2 separate regions of the Homo sapiens genome follow, and region 1 is linked to region 2. The links are chromatin loops, found by intact Hi-C in ENCODE. Cell type or tissue: IMR-90. All regions are shown on one strand. Each heading gives the region's core, and the rest is flanking DNA. Links, peaks and the distances in the headings are about the cores only. Region 1 has its middle 64 kb from the start of ACSL3. Region 2 overlaps ACSL3 (acyl-CoA synthetase long chain family member 3).

The links. A loop is a pair of places that touch in the nucleus more often than their neighbours do. Peaks named below come from ENCODE experiments on the same cell type or tissue, not always from the same donor. Only the 100,000 strongest peaks of a DNase experiment are listed, where the experiment ranks them.
Region 1: a loop joins it to region 2, with 7 times the contacts of the local background. A loop is called at or near these places in 5 of 110 quality-filtered maps.

The regions. Positions count from the first base shown.
Region 1 is chr2:222,792,637-222,801,172 of GRCh38, reverse strand. No RefSeq gene overlaps it. Among named protein-coding and RNA genes, the nearest start is that of ACSL3, 64 kb to the left of the region's middle. RefSeq lists enhancers at 4,765-5,687, 5,688-6,610. In IMR-90, for the core only: a CTCF peak has its summit at 3,689 (motif pointing left); no DNase peak of the experiment used is centred there; H3K27ac peaks cover 229 bases.
Region 2 is chr2:222,934,137-222,942,670 of GRCh38, reverse strand. It overlaps ACSL3 (acyl-CoA synthetase long chain family member 3), which reads right to left. Exons shown (of 17, transcript NM_004457.5): 16 at 7,984-8,141; 17 at 1-1,174. The coding sequence ends at 1,017. Among named protein-coding and RNA genes, the nearest start is that of ACSL3-AS1, 19 kb to the right of the region's middle. In IMR-90, for the core only: a CTCF peak has its summit at 3,261 (motif pointing right); DNase peaks (open chromatin) are centred at 840 and 3,270.

The sequences.
Region 1 (8,536 bases), core at 364-8,363, 140 kb after region 2:
GAGGCAGGAGAATCGCTTGAACCCAGGAGGTGGAGGTTGCAGTGAGCCGAGATCGCACCACTGCACTCCAGCCTGGGCGACAGAGTGAGACTCCTTCTTAAAAAAAAAAAAAAAAAAAAAAAAAAGATAATTGATAGTTGGTCAATTCTTAAAATAAAAACAAACAAAAAAAATCTGAGCACTTTACTTAGTACTTTGTATTCCAAACAATCAACATTCCATTGGAAATACTTAATTGTTTGATTAGGTAAAACAAAATAGGTTTTATGCAAAGATAATTTTTAAATACCAGTAACCCCAATTTTGTCATCTCAATTAATGTGCTTATTCTATATTAACCATCTAGGGTTCTAGAAAAAATAGATTTTTAAAAAGAAATAACTTTTTATGGCTTAAGTGAAAAATGTTTAAAATTAATTTTGGAGTGGCTGTGATTTTTTAAAATGCAGCAAGAATGTATGTCTAATTATGTATGTTTGATTCAACCTACAATAATGCCATGTTTTCCTTGACATAGAGTAAGAATTTCTGTTTGTATTTTATGCATCTAATGGAATCCACTCTGAATTCCTTCTTTCAGGAATCCACTCCATTAGGTGCATAAAATATAAACAGAAACTCTTACTCTATGTCATGCTCCATTCAGTCATTCATTCAGTCAGCCTCTGTTGAGTTTCTACTCAACACTTGGCCCTGGGGACGTAGTAGTGAGCAAAATTCTTCCAGTGTTCCCTGCCCTCTGAATTGTGGATTCTTTGATCCGACTCCTTGTTCTGAAACCGGTAGAGACAAGGACCTGGAATCTCCTTCCTCCATGTGCCCAGGCGCCCAGTGGGGGATAGGGAGACCAGTGAGGGAATCCCTGCTTGGGCTTCCAGGGGCCAAGTGCTGCTTGTGGAAGAAGCTCTGCATTGGGGAGAGGGGGGTCCTCAGTACTTTGGAACTGACTAGCCACTTAATTCCCATTCATTTGAGTGCACGTAGGAAGCCCAAGGAGCAGTTTTGAAGGGGACAGGTATCAAAACCCTACACTGACATCCACGTGACCATCTTCTCTCTTTCTCTCTCTCTCTCTGAGACAGAGTCTTGCTCTGTTGCTCAGGCTGGAGTGCAGTGGCATGATCACAACTCACTGCAGCCTCAATCTCCTGGGCTCAAGAGGTCCCACCTCAGCCTCCCAAGTAGCTGGGACTACAGGTGCACACCATCACGACTGACTAATTTTTGTATTTTTTTGTAGAGATAGGGTTGTGCCATGTTGCCCAGACTGTACTAATGTCTTTAATGGTGTTTAACATCACTCCTGCTAAATCGATGGCTTTAAGACTGTTTCTTATAGTCCCTTGTCTTCCCCTGAAGAGTTTATGTAGCACACATCTTCCACAGAGCAAGGATACAATGAACGTTTGTCTGTATGTCTTGCCTTCTTTCAGGAAGAGAACAGTCACGCCTCATGATCAGCTGAGTGTGTGAGTTAAGCAGCAGAATCATGAAGACATTCCTGTCCTGCTGGAGTTGACTGCCTGTGTGTAGAGTTGCACTTTACCCCTCTACTCCTTTTCCATCACCTCCCCTTCCTATCCACAACTCTCACCATGAAAACAGTGCAGAGGCGAATTTCCAGACTGGACGCTTCCAAGCCAGCTTACCTGTACCCTTAACAGATGTGCCAGTTGGGAAACTATTTCGTGTTTCTCCTTAAACAAACTCCTTAATCCTTCCTTAAGCAATGAAAACAACTGATTTCTCTTAGTCAACACAATAAAAACCTTCAGAAAGTAATTACAAAATTGCTTGCAGGTAACAACCTATAAGACCTATAAGAAATGTCCTCTTTGTGTTAAGAACGCAATCTCTTTGGTATAGTGATATGATCTCCAAAATTACATTTGCAACATCAGGCAATGAAACAAAGGAACATCTTAATAAATTAATCCTAAAATAACTTCGTTATAGCAGAATGTTATCTGAATTTGGAAATGGGAAATCCTGAAGTATATGGCAGAAAAGAATTTGTCTATGAACAGCAATTTGCCAACAAGATCAGGAGGGAACTAAACTCAAAGATATGTTGTCAATGTGCACAGTGTCCATGCCTAGAACTTGGTAAAATTGCTCCCTTTAAGGTACTGGCTACAATTGAATGTGAACCTAGAATGAATGTCAGTAGGTTTCGTTAGGCCATGGGGCCCATCCTGCCTGACACCCAAATCTCACCTCACGCTGAGGTTCCTGGGATTGGGATTGAGTCCAGAAACAATTGTGCATCTCTAAGAGATTCCCACTGTACAACCAAGTGGCTTCCTGCTGAAGTATTCTCCAATCAAGTGGTGGGTCAGTTCTGAAAGGAGCTGACCTGTCATGTTAAGGGGAATGCTGGTTCAAAGAGCTACACCTGGGCTGCACCTCCACCTTCAGAGCTGCAGACACCTGGGCCACACCTACACCTTTACAGCCTCATACTTATCTCAAGGCTCCCCATAACCCAGGAAAAGTAAGCAGAGGTAGCTAAAAGACTGGATCACCTGTCAACACAGTTGGGTCATCTCTCAGTGCATCAACTAAAGGGTATTTTCTGGGCAGTATATAAACTTGGATTTTAGAATACCAATCCACTGCATTCTTTAAATATTGTCTAGAAAATTGGAAAAATAAGACTGGGTGCGGTGGCTCATGCCTATAATCCCAGCACTTTGGGAGGCCGAGGAGGGTGGATCACTTAAGATCAGGAGTTTCAGATTAGCTTGGCCAATATGGTGAAACCTTGTCTCTACCAAAAATACAAAAATTAGCTGGGTGTGGTGGCACATGCCTGTTGTCCCAGCTACTTGGGAGGATGAGGCAGAAGAATCCCTTGAACCTGGAAGGCAGAGGTTACAGTGAGCCAAGATTACGCCACTGCACTCCAGCCTGGGTGACAGACCAAGACTCTGTCTCAAAAAAAGAAAAAGAAAATTAGAATAATAAAAAAGAAAAGGAGGAATTATTTTTCTGAGTGCCACTCAGAAATAGGAAGTTGATTGTGTTTTAGTCACTGGAGTTAAAATAAGTCATTAATCATCCTCTTCCCCTGTCTTTTAAGAATCATCATTACGGTCATGTGTCACCTAATGAGGATACATTCTGAGAAATGTGTCATTAGGCAATTTCGTTGTTATTTGAATGTCATAGATGTACTCATACAAACCTAGATAGTATAGCCTACTACACACTTAGGCTGTATAGTACAGCCTGTTGTTCTATAAATCCTATATAACATGTGACTGGACTGAATACCATGGGCGATTAAAACACAATGGTAAGCATTTGTGTATCTAAACATAGAAAAGGTACAGTAAAAATACAATATAAAATTTTTTTAAATGGAACATCTATTTAGGGCAGCTCCATTATAATCTTACGGGACCACATTGTATATAGATGCAGTTCATCTTTGAGCAAAACATCATGATTTGACACATGATTTACTTTAAAGCAAGTAAATGACTGATATAGTAATAGGCAGAAAGTTGGTCATTGAATGGCTAGAGCTTTTCCTAAAAAAAAAAAAAAAAAAAAATACAAGGCCAAGAACTGGCTTTTAAATTTTTCAAATACTTTCTTTCAGAAACAATAATAGGGCAATTCTTTGCCAAAGGCAGACGGCATCAAGTTCAAAAGGAATAAAGACTTAATGGCTATGCCCCCTAGAGTCAAAGAAGATAAGCTGCAGGAAAGATTATTTTGGGGGAGGAGGAAGTTTAGGGGAAAGATAGTGACCCTTTTACATTTATTATGGTAGCATTATCTTCAGCAAATAAATGTCATCTGCATTTATTTGCTGAGGGTTCAGAGACCCTGGCAGCAGTCACAGAAATCCGTTCTAACAAGATTAAACATTCTCAAAAATAATTTCTCAAGTGTGGAACCTAGGCGGTCTTCCCCTTAACATTAGGTATAGGTTCTGCTTGTCGGGCTCCTGTTTTTCATCTTTTACTGTAGGAAAAAAATTCCAAAATTTCTTTGACACATGAAGAGCAGATTTGAAAAGCTGCAGTTCATCTGAAGTGTTTTAGGTACAGCAGAGGAGGCACCCTGGGGCCTGATTATTGGGTATTGTGGGAGCAGCTCATCGTCTCTCTGGCTCAGCAGGCTCACACCACTGCCTGTCAGTGCCCAGGATGACAACTCACTGCAAAGAGCCAAGGGCCCCCTCCTGGGAACAGTCAGCTCCCGGAGGCTTGGGTCTGTTTCTTCTGCAGCTGGACATTCACATCCAGTACAGTGTTTACAACAGAGATAGCACTCAATAAATATTTGTTGAGTGATGAACAAATGTATGCATGTCAGCTCTTGGGCAGCAGCCTGGAATCACTTCTGAGGTTTTTGGTTCAGGATCTATACTGACTTTTCCAGGATGTCCTTTGATCGCTGGGTGTTGACTTCTGCAGTGCAAATGTGGTAAATGAGTCCTTCCTCAGAGCAATTCTCAGGCATGAGGAGGTACAGCAGGCCGCTGTGAGGAAGTTTTAGCTGTGAACATCATGCCTTTCTGTTCCTGGGACTGGCCACAGTTCCAAGAAACATCTTAGGCAGTTTTCCAACATGGCGAGGTTGATGTCTTCACTGTCATTTCATTTATGGTGCAAAAGAAAAGTAGCCAGGACATCACCCTGAGACTGAGACCTTTGGAGCCACAGAGGGATATTTTCTGGAGACAGGAAGGCTCTCTAGAGTCATTGTCAAAAGGCAGTTTGTTATTATAAGTTCTTGTCAAAGATTGCCTAGAATTTGTACGTTATACATAACCCAGAAAAGAAAACACAACATCCAGTTTGTATCAAACAAAGGGCAGCTAAAAACTGGCTTTTCATTTGTCAGAGTGCTAAGTATCCTGTGGATTTATCCTCAGAACAAAGTTCTGCTTATACTGCAAATATTTATTCTAGTAACAATGAGTACAGCAGGATATAGGGCCGTAGAATAGTTTGCACAGTGGAACTTTATTTGAAGAAGTGGGGCATGTCCAGGTAAAGTTTGCATATGATAGCAGATTTTCCAATCACGTATTTCCCTTTCCCTCTGGACAAGGTGACATTTGGGGGGAAGTGTGGTAAAATTTGGGACAGGCAAGGTTGCCTTTTAATCTTTAATGAAGGTGCCTTGAAAATGGCCTAATTCTGGTTGCTTGTAGGTATCACTGACTGACAGGTTTACAGAATGTCCCACAGATATACTATGCCCCTGACAGCCCAGGAGACAGGGATGTTCCTAAGCCCCAAATATCAAGAGTGAAGGCTGCTCTTTGGATACGTGCTAATGCAATCCTAAAACAGGGGGAAAAGAAAAAGGAAAAGAAGAAAAGGGGGAATGTGGAAGCAAGAAAAAATAAAATTAGCTGGGCGTGGTGGCGTGTGCCTGTAATCCCAGCTACTTGGGAGACTGAGGCAGGAGAATCTCTTGAACCTGGGAGGCAGAGGTTGCAGTGAGATGAGATTGCACCACTGCACTCCAGCCTGGGTGAAAAAGTGAGACTCTGTCTCAAAAAACAAAAACAGACAAAAATAAAAAACATAAGAAAGAGAAAGAATGAGGAGCACTTAGAAAAGGAAGCGGAGTTCATTAGTTCATTGGGGAGGGGAATAAAGGCTTATGGAGGAAAGTGTCAGCAGCTGAGGTCCAAATAGCACAAAAAAAGAATTTGGCAGGGAAAGGGGGCACTCAGACAGCATTGTGTTTGGTGTTTGGGTACTTTGTAATGGAAAAGCAGGCTGTAGCCTGAGGCCCAAGATCAGGTCAGGCTAGGGAACAAAGGCAGCATGTAATGGGTATGGTGAGTCAGCATGAACCCAAATCTAGATTGACAGTAGAGGTCAAATTCAGGGAAGAAGGCAAATGACCCCAAAGACCCAGATATGTCTTCTGGAAAAAGACAGCTTGGTCCAATGCAAAGACCCAGATGCAGAAACATTGCAATAGTGTCAAACGTGAGCCAGCATGGACAGCAAAGACGATCCCCTGCTACCGCAGTCTGAGTCTGTTCAGAGAGGAGACAGTGGCCAAACTGACTTGATCCCAAACCAGCCTCTGTCGTGGCAGGCACAGTCATTGAGTTGTGAATATGATGGAAAACACTCAAAGACTCACCAAAGTAGAGAAATATGGGGATCTCCAGCAGATAACTCCTGGCAAGGTAGAAGAGAGGCAAAATAATGTTGAGTAAGACAGACGTGTCCCTGCTCCACCATATGCCAGCTGCGTGGGCTTGTCCAGTTCCCTTCTCCTCTCCAATCCTCTCCTTCTTTACCTGAAAAACGTGATCATTTGGGGGCTCATCTTTGGCCAGCATGCACTGGAACAACAGCCACCGTGCTTGTTTATAGCTGGTGTTCAATCTGACTAGTCAGTGCTCAAACATACCACTTGTTAAATGTTTCTAGTTTCAATCACTCTGGTGATAATAATGTCCACTTCGTGGAGTTCATTTGAGGACTCTAAGTAATATGCATAAAGCATGCTGCACATTGCCTGACACTTAGATAGTAGCCGTTATTATTTTATTAAAATAGTTATCAATGTTGCTAACTGTTGTGAACTAAATTGTGTCCTTCCCCCACCCCCTGTCAAATTCATATGTTGAAGCCCTAATCCCTGATTTGACTATACAGGTGCTCCTAATTTTTAGATGTGGTTACGCTCTAATAAAACCATTGTAAGTTGAAAATGTAAGTCAAAAGTGCATTTAATACACCTAATCTACTGTACGTCATAGCTTAGCCTAACCAATCTTAAACCTGCTCAGGATACTTTCATTATCCTACTGTTGGGTGAATCATCTAACACAAAGCCTATTTTATAATAGTGTCGAATATCTCATGCAATGTATTAAATACTGTCCTGAAGGTGAAAAACAGAATGGGTGTATGGGCACTCGAAGTATGGTCTCTATTGAATTTGGATCTTTCCCACCACATGAGGTTAAAAAATCATAAGTCAAACCATTGTAAGTTGGAGACCTTCTGTATCTGGAGATAGGGTCTTAAGGAGGTAATTAAGGTTAAATGAGGTCACAAGAGTCAGGCTCTGATCTGATAGAATTAGTGTCCTTATAAAAAGAGACCCCAGCTGGGCATGGTGGCTCATGCCTGTAATCTCAGCACTTTGGGAGGCCAAGGCTGGCGGATCACGAGGTCAGGAGATCAAGACCATCCTGACTAACATGGTGAAACCCCGTCTGTAATAAAAATACAAAAAATTAGCCAGGCGTGGTGGCGGGCGCCTGTAGTCCCAGCTACTCGGGAGGCTGAGGCAGGAAAATGGTGTGAACCTGGGAGGCGGAGCTTGCAGTGAGCCAAGATCGTGCCACTGCACTCCAGCCTGGGCAACAGAGTGAGACTCCGTCTCAAAAAAAAAACAAGAAGAGACCCCAGAGAGCTCTATCTCTATCCTCTCATGCACACAGGAAATGCCAGGTCCACGTGAGGACAGGATGAGAAGGCGGTGGTCTGCAAGCCAGGAGGAAAGGCCTCACCAGAAACCGGCCCTGCTGGCACGTTGATCTCGAACTTCTGGCCTCCAGACCTGTGAGAAAATAAATCTGTTGTTTAAGACATCCAGTCTATGGTATTTTCTCATAGCAGCCCAAGCTGACTAAAACACTGATTGATTTACATTTGTAGACAAAAGACCTTGTAGGTGCTGCTGGCAAAATAATAGACTTTTTTGTGCCCCACAATTTAGACTTGGAAATACTCTGAATAAGATTTTATTTTATTCTGCCTCACTTAAGCAGAGATGGAGTGTGTCTTCTGACCTATGGATAAAAGGCAGGACAATCACATAAAGAATTCTGCAGGGGTCAGAATATCTAGGAGGGAGCCTCGTGACCTTACATAATCCACATCATGACCTCACCTTTCTCCTTGGGAACAACAGGATGGTCTGTCACCAGGTGGCAAATCTTGTTTTGTTTCTGTGGAGCTCAAAATAACATGTCGGAATATACTTATGTACATTAGGTTGGTGCAAAAGTAATTGTGGTTTTTGCAATTACTTTTAATGGCAAAAACCGCAATTACTTTTGCACAACCCAATAACATATCTCTGGAAGTAAACACAAGAAACTGGTAATAAACTGTCTTCAGAGGGAGAATTGAGGATAAACATGGCATTTTTTTTTTACAATGTTTCTGCACTTTATGCTTTAAGGGAAATATTTCTTCATTTAAAAAAAAAACTGGTTTACAGTATTTCTTTTTATACCTCTTGAATTTTGATTGACCATGCTCAGACATAACATTTTAGTGAAGAAGGAGGAGGAGGAGGGTAGAGCATCTTTATTTTGGAAATAAAGAGAAAATGATGGCTTCCAGAAAGTGACATAGCAATTTTTATCACGGGTTTGCGTTTTGGGATTCTTAACCACTAACAGGGAATCTTGTTTTTGGAAGAGCAATAGATTTAAAAGGAAGAGAATAACAGTTACTTCTCTGCACCATGGATGACCTGCTGTCCTGCCCAGACCCCACAAAGCTCCACTGTCCTCCTAATCCTTCAA
Region 2 (8,534 bases), core at 1-8,000:
GCAAACTAGGAAAAACACTAATTTTAAAATGAAATAATGATTATCTAGACTAAAAGGAGACTTTGAGATAGAATAATTTTCCATGACTAATTTGTTTACAAATATAGATAACTCAATGTACATATAGTCAACGAAATATTCAAAGAATAACTTTATATACTCTTGTTCTTTAAATTCTATCCTCTCTTTCAGAATTCTTCCATTTAAGTTTGGGTATTTTCCTAGTTTCAACAGATGAACAGAAGACTTCATTGAACATTTTGACAGTAAGCTACTAGAGACCAATTATCAACTGGTGCTACACATGCTGTGTTATCTCCCTTACTATTAAACTATAACCCTCTCTTGCTATTTTGTTTCATGCATCACCAACCAAACTTCATTTTTTCTAATAAAAAATAAATATATAAAGAAGACACTGACAGGCATATATTCACAAGATCTCAACTTCTTAAAACATAAGTATGGGTATATTTATTTCTCTCAAATGCATACAAGACAATAATTACACAGCAACAAATCTTTTGTTCAACAATGATTTGATTCATAAGCATTTGAAATTTACATAATTTCATATCAATACCCTTGTATTTTTAAATACAGTAAGTAAAAAAGCCCCCAAATAACCAATTCTTATATTTCCTATTTATCCCTCTATACATCCAAACTTTTAAAAAGTTACAAACTGAACATTATACAGAACATATAAATCATGTTTAAAAACTTGAGGTTTTAAAATCACTGCTTCCCCAATATGATTCAGAAAAATTCTCATACTGACAAGTACAGTCATAGGTGGTAAAGTAAGTTGGTGGCGGGGAAAATGAAAGAAGAGACAGACACAAGTTTGCTGTCTTAATGTTTTACTAATCCTGTCAGTTAAAAATGGTGACGTCATGAGAAGTAATAGTTTAATATGAGGAATGGAGTTTGCCTTGCAGCTTGAGACATGCATTTCAAGTATTTTCCTATTTGATCTGAGCTCACTGTAGCAAACTGATGCCAGAAGAGAATAATTATTTTCTTCCATACATTCGCTCAATGTCCGCCTGGTAATGTGTTTTAAGCTCTTTGCGTTTCAGCTTGAAGGCATCTGTCACCAGACCAGTTTCAGGGGTCCACGGTTCAGGACTCAAACGAATTTTTACTGGAATTTCAAACTTTTCCAGACTTGCTAAGATGATTAAAAAAAAAGAAAAGAAGAAAAGGTATTTAAGTTCTTAGCAAATGGTGTAACTTCCCCACTTTTTGCGTATCCATCAAAATGCACAACCAACAAGTGAACCATGAATGTCACTTCTAAAGAATCTATTCCTCAAAATACAAACATAAGTAAAACAATAAACTATTTAACAAGTCCCCATCAAGAGGAAAATGAGTTAAATAAAATATGATATAGGAACAAAATAGAATATATATTCTGTCATTGAAAACGAGTTAGAGCCAGGCATGATGGCTCATGCCTGTAATCCCAGTAACTCTGAAAGCTCAGGCAGGAGGATCGCTTGAGGCCAGGAATTCAAGGCCAGCCTCGGTAACATAGCGAGACCTTGTCTCTAAAATAAGTAACTTAAAAATATTTTTTAATAGAAATAAAAAATATAAGCTGGGTATAGTGGCATACGCTTGTAGTACCAGTTACTCAGGAGGCTGAGGTGGGAGGATGACTTGAGCCCAGGAGATCTGAAGATGCAGTGAGCTATGATCGTGCTACTGCACTCCAGCCTGGGCAACAGAGCGAAACCCCATCTCATTTAAAAAAAAAAAAAATTACATTTAGACAGGTATCTAATAGGGTATCCAATATAGTCACGCATCTCTTAATGACAGGGATATGTTCTGAGAAATGCATCACACACTTGGCAGTTTTGCCATCATGGGAACATCATAGCATATCTTACACGAATGTCGATGGTATAGCCTACTATATATACATCTAGGCTGCATTATCTAGCCTACGGCTCCTAGGCTACACACCCGCACAGCACGTTATTGTACTGAATACCATAGGTAATTGTAACACAATAGTTAAGTATTTGTGTATTTAAGTGTATCTAAACATAGAAAAGGCAGTAAAAATACATTATAATCTTACGTGACCACTGTCATATATGCAGTCTGTGTCTGTCACTGACTGAAACTTCATTATATGCTGCATAAATGCCTATTGTTAGGTTAAAAAAAAAAAAAAAAAAGACAAGTTCCAGCACAGGCTGCATAAACTTATATGCACCTAGATGTGAGGAGAAGGATACATACCAAGCTATAAACTCCACACCTCTAGAGCCTGGTATCCAGGAGAAAGGAAATGGGGAAATTCACCTTTTCCTTTATGCCTATTTGTTTTCCTTGAATTTATTATGCAGAGCACATTTACTTCAGAAATTAAAAAATAATAAAGTTTAAGACAAATTATGTCATTGAACCAGGATATTCCCTACAAGCTATGTGGATACAGAATGCTTGCTCACTATTGTGTTACTAACATATTGCCTAATACTAAGGAGATTCATGATAGCAGCAAATGAAGGGAGAAAGGAAGGGAAGAAAGGAAAACATTTAAAGGAGATTAAGGGGCAGATGTAGTTTTGAAAAACCGTATGTCGTCAGTAGGACTGACTTATTTTTCTAAGCATTTGTTCAACAAATATTAAAAAACTATTACTACATGTAAAGTGCTTTACTAAACATTCTTTTAAAAATGCAAAAAAATGACAAGTTTCTGCTTTCAAGTAGCATGCAATCTAACAAAGGGAAATGGGTAAACAGCTAGCCATATGATACATGAAAGAAATGTGTTAAGGAGTGATGTCAGCAAGATGACAATATAGGAAAACGCAGTCCCTCCTTCCCCTACAGAAACATGGATTTAACAATGCTATATGGGCCTATTTATTGCCTGTGTAAGAAACCCAGAAACCACTTAAGAAGTTCCTACACTCCGGGACAGAAGGAAACCAACCGCATCAAAGGCTGGTAGAAAAATGCAAGGCATTCGCTTGCCAGAGACCCTCCCCTCAGCACAGTACAAAGTAATAGGGAAGAAATCCCTAAGAGGAGTGGAACACACATCCAATATTCTGACTTCTGGGGTGCAAGAAACTTGCTTCTGTCTTTCCTGAATCTAAATAACAGGAACAGGGCACCAGGTTGGGAGCTGTCAAGAACAAAGATTAACATGAACCAGAGGCTGCAGTATCACAGACACTAGGTAGAGCTCCAGTACCATGGCCAACTACAGCACCAGTGAGGCCACAATATCACAGACAGACACCAGAGGGAGCTCCTGAGTAGAAACCAGCAAACCTCTTCAATTAGATTGTACCCCACAAACTCAAAAAGGACACAGCCTCGGAAAAGGCTTAAGATGGCTGGCTCTAGAATCCGTAGTAGGGCTGACTGGACAAAGTCCTCTCAATACAAAAGCAGACTGTAAGACAGAGAAAGGTAGCTGATTTTTCAAATGCTGACATCCCAACAAAAATAAAGACATACAAAGAAATAGAAAAACACAGGCTATCAAAAGATCAAATTAAATCTCCAGAAATAAACCCCAGAAAGACATGGAAATAGATGAATTACCAAATTCAAAATAACCGTCATAAGAATGCTCAATGAATTACAAGAGAGTACAGACAGACACCTGAAAAAAAACAAGAAAACAACGCATGAACAAAATGAAAGTATAAATGAAAGAAATTTTTTTAAAATGAAGAACCAAATAGAAATTCTGGAACCAAATACAATAAATGGATTGAAAAATTCACTAGAGGATCGACAGCAACTTGACCAGGTAGAAAAAAGAATCTATGAACTCCAAGACAGGACTTCTGAAATTACTAAGAGAGGAAAAATGTAAAAATGAAGAGAACCTAAGGAATGAATGGGACACCATCAAGTGGAAAAATGCTCATTATAGGAGTTCAGAAAAAGAAGACAGAAAGGAGCAGAAAGCCTATTTGAAGAAATCATGGCCAAAACCTTCCTGTATCTGAGAAGAGAAATGGGAGTATAAATTCAAGCAGCTCAAAACACTCCACTAGGAAGAGAACTACACCAAAACACACTCGTAATCAAGCTGTCAAAAGTCACAAAAAATCTTGAAAGCAGCAAGAGAAAAATGACTCATCACATACAAAGAAGCTCTCATTGAACTATCATTTATCAGCAGAAAACTGGCAGGTTAGAAAATAGTAGTATTCAAAATACTGAAAGAAAAAAAATTGTCAACCAAGAATACTGTAACCTAAACCTGTCCTTCGAAAATAAGGGAAAAATTAAGACTCCTTGATAAACAACAGTAGAGGGGGTTTATCACCACTAGACCAGTCCTACAAAAAATAATGATAGGAGTACTTCAAGTTAAAGCAAAATGAAAACAAACAGTAACACAAAACCATAAGAAACTACAATACTCCTTGGTAAAGGTAAATACATAGGCAAATACAGAATTCTGAAAGTAATTTGATATAGGTGTATAAGTCACATTTAAATCTGTATAGAATTTAAAAAACAAAGACATAAAAAGTAATTATGAATCTATATTAATGACTACACAATAAAAAGGTCTTTTTTGAGGGAGGAGCAGAGTTACAAAGGAGTCAAGTTTTTATATGAGACGGAAGATTAAGCTGCTATCAAACTAAAATATACTGTTAATAATTTTAAGATGTTTTATGTAACTGTATTGACAACCACAAAGAAAATGTCTATAGAACATACACAAAGATAAAAGACAAGGGAATCAAAGAATGTAATTATACACACAAAAAATCAACAAAACAAAAGAAGGCAGCAAGAGAGGAAAAGCTACAAGATATACAGAAAATAGTTAACAAAATGGAAATAGGTATGAAAAGTCTTTCATATCAATAATGACCTGAAATGTAAATTAAATGCCCAATTAAAAGATACAGATTGACCAACTGAATATAAAACAAGACTCAAGTATATGCCATCCACAAGAAACATACATTAGATCCAAGGGCATGCGTAACCTAAAGTGAAGGATGGAAATAGATATTCCATGAAAATAAGAACCTAAAGGGGATGGCCATACTTAAATAAAACAGACTTTAAGACAAAAATTGTCACAATAGACAAAGAAGGACATTAATTACAATATAATGATAAAAGAGTCAATTCTCCAGGATGATATAACAATTACAAATATACGCGTAACTTGAGTGTTTCTAAATATATGAAGCAAACACTGACATAACTAGGGGAAGAAATAGAAAGCAATACAATAATAGTAGGAGACTTCAATACTCCACTTTCATTTATGAATAGAACAATCAGAAGATCAAAAAGAAAAGTTATATGTAGGAAACTCTAAAGACACACACACAACCTTCATAACTAATAAAGATTCCAGCAAAGTTGCAGGATAAAAAAAATCAACACGAAAAATCAATTGCATGTCTATACACTAACAATAACTGTTCTGAAAAAGAAATTAAGAAAACAATACCATTTAATGTAGCATCAAAAAGGAGGAAATACTTAGGAATAAACCTAACCAAGGAGGTGAAAGACTTGTACCCTGAAAACTACAAAATGTTACTAAAAGAAATTTTAAAAGACACAAATAAATGCAATGTCCTGATAAGGTTTAGTTCTGGGTCCCCACCCAAATCTCATCTCAAATTATATTCCCCATAATCCCGACATGTCAAGGGGGGAACCTGGTGGGAGGTGACTGGATCATGGGTGCGGTTTCTCCATGTTGTTCTCGTGATGGTGAGTGAGACCTCACAAGATCTGATGGTTTTAGGGGCTCTTCCCCCTTCGCTTTCTCTCTCTCTCTCTTCATTTGCTCTCTCGCCTGCCGCCATGTAAGATGTCCCTTTGCTTCCCTCTCTCCCCTTCTGCCACAAATGTACAGTAAGTTTTCTGAGGCCTCCCCGAGCCATGCAGAACTGTGAGTCAATTAAACCTCTTTCCTTTATAAATTACCCAGTCTCAGGTATGTCTTTATAGCAGTGTGAGAACAGACTAATACATGTTCAGAATTTGTAAGAAACTTGTACAACTTAACTACGGGGGTGGGGTGGGGGGGGAGGGTGCAGAATTCTGATTTTAAAATGGGCAAAGGACTTGAATCGACAATTTTCTGCAGAAGATATGTAAATGGCCAACAAGTATATATAAGATGCCCAACATAACTAATAAAAAGAGAAATGCAAATCAAAACCACAATGAGATATCACTTCACATCTGTTAGAATGGATATTAGAAAAAAATATACAAATGTTGGTGAGGATGTGGAGAAATGGAAACCCTTAATACCGTTGGTGGGAATGTAAATCAATAGTCATTAAGGAACACAGTATGGAGTTTCCTGAAAAAATTAAATATAGTATTAATAATTGCCATAGGATCTAACAATCTCATTTCTGGGTATATATCCAAAATAATTCAAAGCAGAATCTCAAAGCCATATTTGCACATCTATGTTCATCACAGCATTATTCACAATACCCAAAAGGTAGAAACAACCCAAATGTCCAAACACAGATGAATGGATAAAGAAAATGTGCAATATACATACAATGGAGTATTACGCAACCTAAAAAAGAAAAATCCTATCACATGGTACAATATGAATAAACCCTGAAGATACACTAAATAAGACAGTCACAAAAGAATAAATACCGTATGATTCCACATGTATGAAGTACCTCAAGTAATCAAAATTTTAGAAACATAAAGTAAAAAGGTGGAGGGAAGGGGGAGAGAGGGAAGGGGAATTAGTGTAATGGGTATAGTGTCTCCGTTTTGCAAGATGAAATAGTTATAAAGATCAGTTGTGCAATAATGTAAATACACTTAACATTACTGAATTGTACACTTAAAATGTTAAGATAGTAAATTGAACGTTATGAGATTTTTACTACAATAAAAGAAAGAAATATGCAAAATTAAAGACATAAAGTGCCTTGGGAGTAAAAAAAGATGTATTAACTCTAACCTGTAAAAGTAAACATAGAAATAATACACAAGGTTTCAGTCTTCAAAGATTAAAAATATTTCAGGAGTGGTTTCCAAAGGAATATACACTATGAGCAAAACCAATAAGGCATGTACCACAGGGCTGACTTAAAAGACTGTGTGGAATCTGACATTACTGAAATGTGAAGAGACTAAAAAGTAAATGCTGGAGCCTGGCATGGTGACACATGCTTGTAGTCCCAGGTACTCAGGAAGCTAAGTTGGGAGGATCGCTGCAGCCTAGGAGTTCAAGACTGGCCTGGCCAACATAGTGAGGCCTCATCTCAACAACAAAACAAAACAACAAAAAAATTTTTTTTAATTAGCTAGGCATAGTGGCATGCACTGGTAGTCCCGGCTACTTGGGAGGCTGAAGGGAAGAATCGCTTGAGCCTGGGAGTTCAAGGCTGCAGTAAGCTATGACTGCCACTGCATTCTGGTTCGGGCAACAGAAGAGACCCTGTCTCTTAAAAAAATAAATAAAATAAAAAATAATTCACGCTTGTTTTATGCTTGACACAACAACTCAAAAGACACAGATGTTTTTATTAGACCAACAATATTAAACTAGTCTTGGGCACTCCTCACCCCACCAAAAATGGTTATGAAACTATTAGTACAACCAACTACCAGTACTCTAACATTGTATAAAGTTTCAAAAGGAGTTTTGGCCTGATCACTATGGGCTAGTGTGGCCAGAAAACTGAGCAAGGCCTTGAAGAACAGCTGACATAAGAGAAAGGGTAACCCAGAAAGCAAAGGTTGCAGAGACAAGAACATTCAAGATACATGTACATCAGTTTGGTGGGAGTGGTTAATTTGTGTAGCAAGGCTTGAATGGGGGACTGATAAGTTTACTCTTCCATATACTAACGGTAGAAATGGTTTCTGAGCAGAAAGTAATGAACCCTAAACCTTAAAACAGGTTGAATGCATGTAAGTACTCTCTTCCCATCTCAGTTTTTAGTATCAGTTTAACCGAATACTCACCTGAAATAGCAGCTTCGGAAAGCACTTTAAGTACCTCATTTTCCATTTCACAACTGTTACACAGCTCCTCCCAAGTCCCTTTAAGTCCTTTCTTTCGAGCTAGTTCAGTTAGTTCCTTTTGATTTGGCACAACAAATCCAATGACATAAGAATGATAACTGAAATATAGAAAGGATAACAGATAAGGAACAAAATGGTGAACTGTGTTGACTGCAGTTATTATTACAGTGACAAGTAGTAAATAACTCCTCATTTTTTTTAAAATGCATGTGCCATACTTGGCACTGGCATATCCATTTCATGCAACCGCCAGTTTTACTGTTTGATTCATAATATTTTCCAATGCTTTGGCAGAGTTCGTTGCTAAATAAACTTCAATCTGACATTTCATGATGAATTTCAACTATGAAAAACTGTTATGAATACTGCCATGTACACATTTTAAAAGAAAGTTACAAATATTAGAATATTCACCTTTAAACCCTATCAGTATTTCATAGCATGTGTTTTAAAAAACTAAAATTTAACATAAATTAAAAACTATCTTAAAA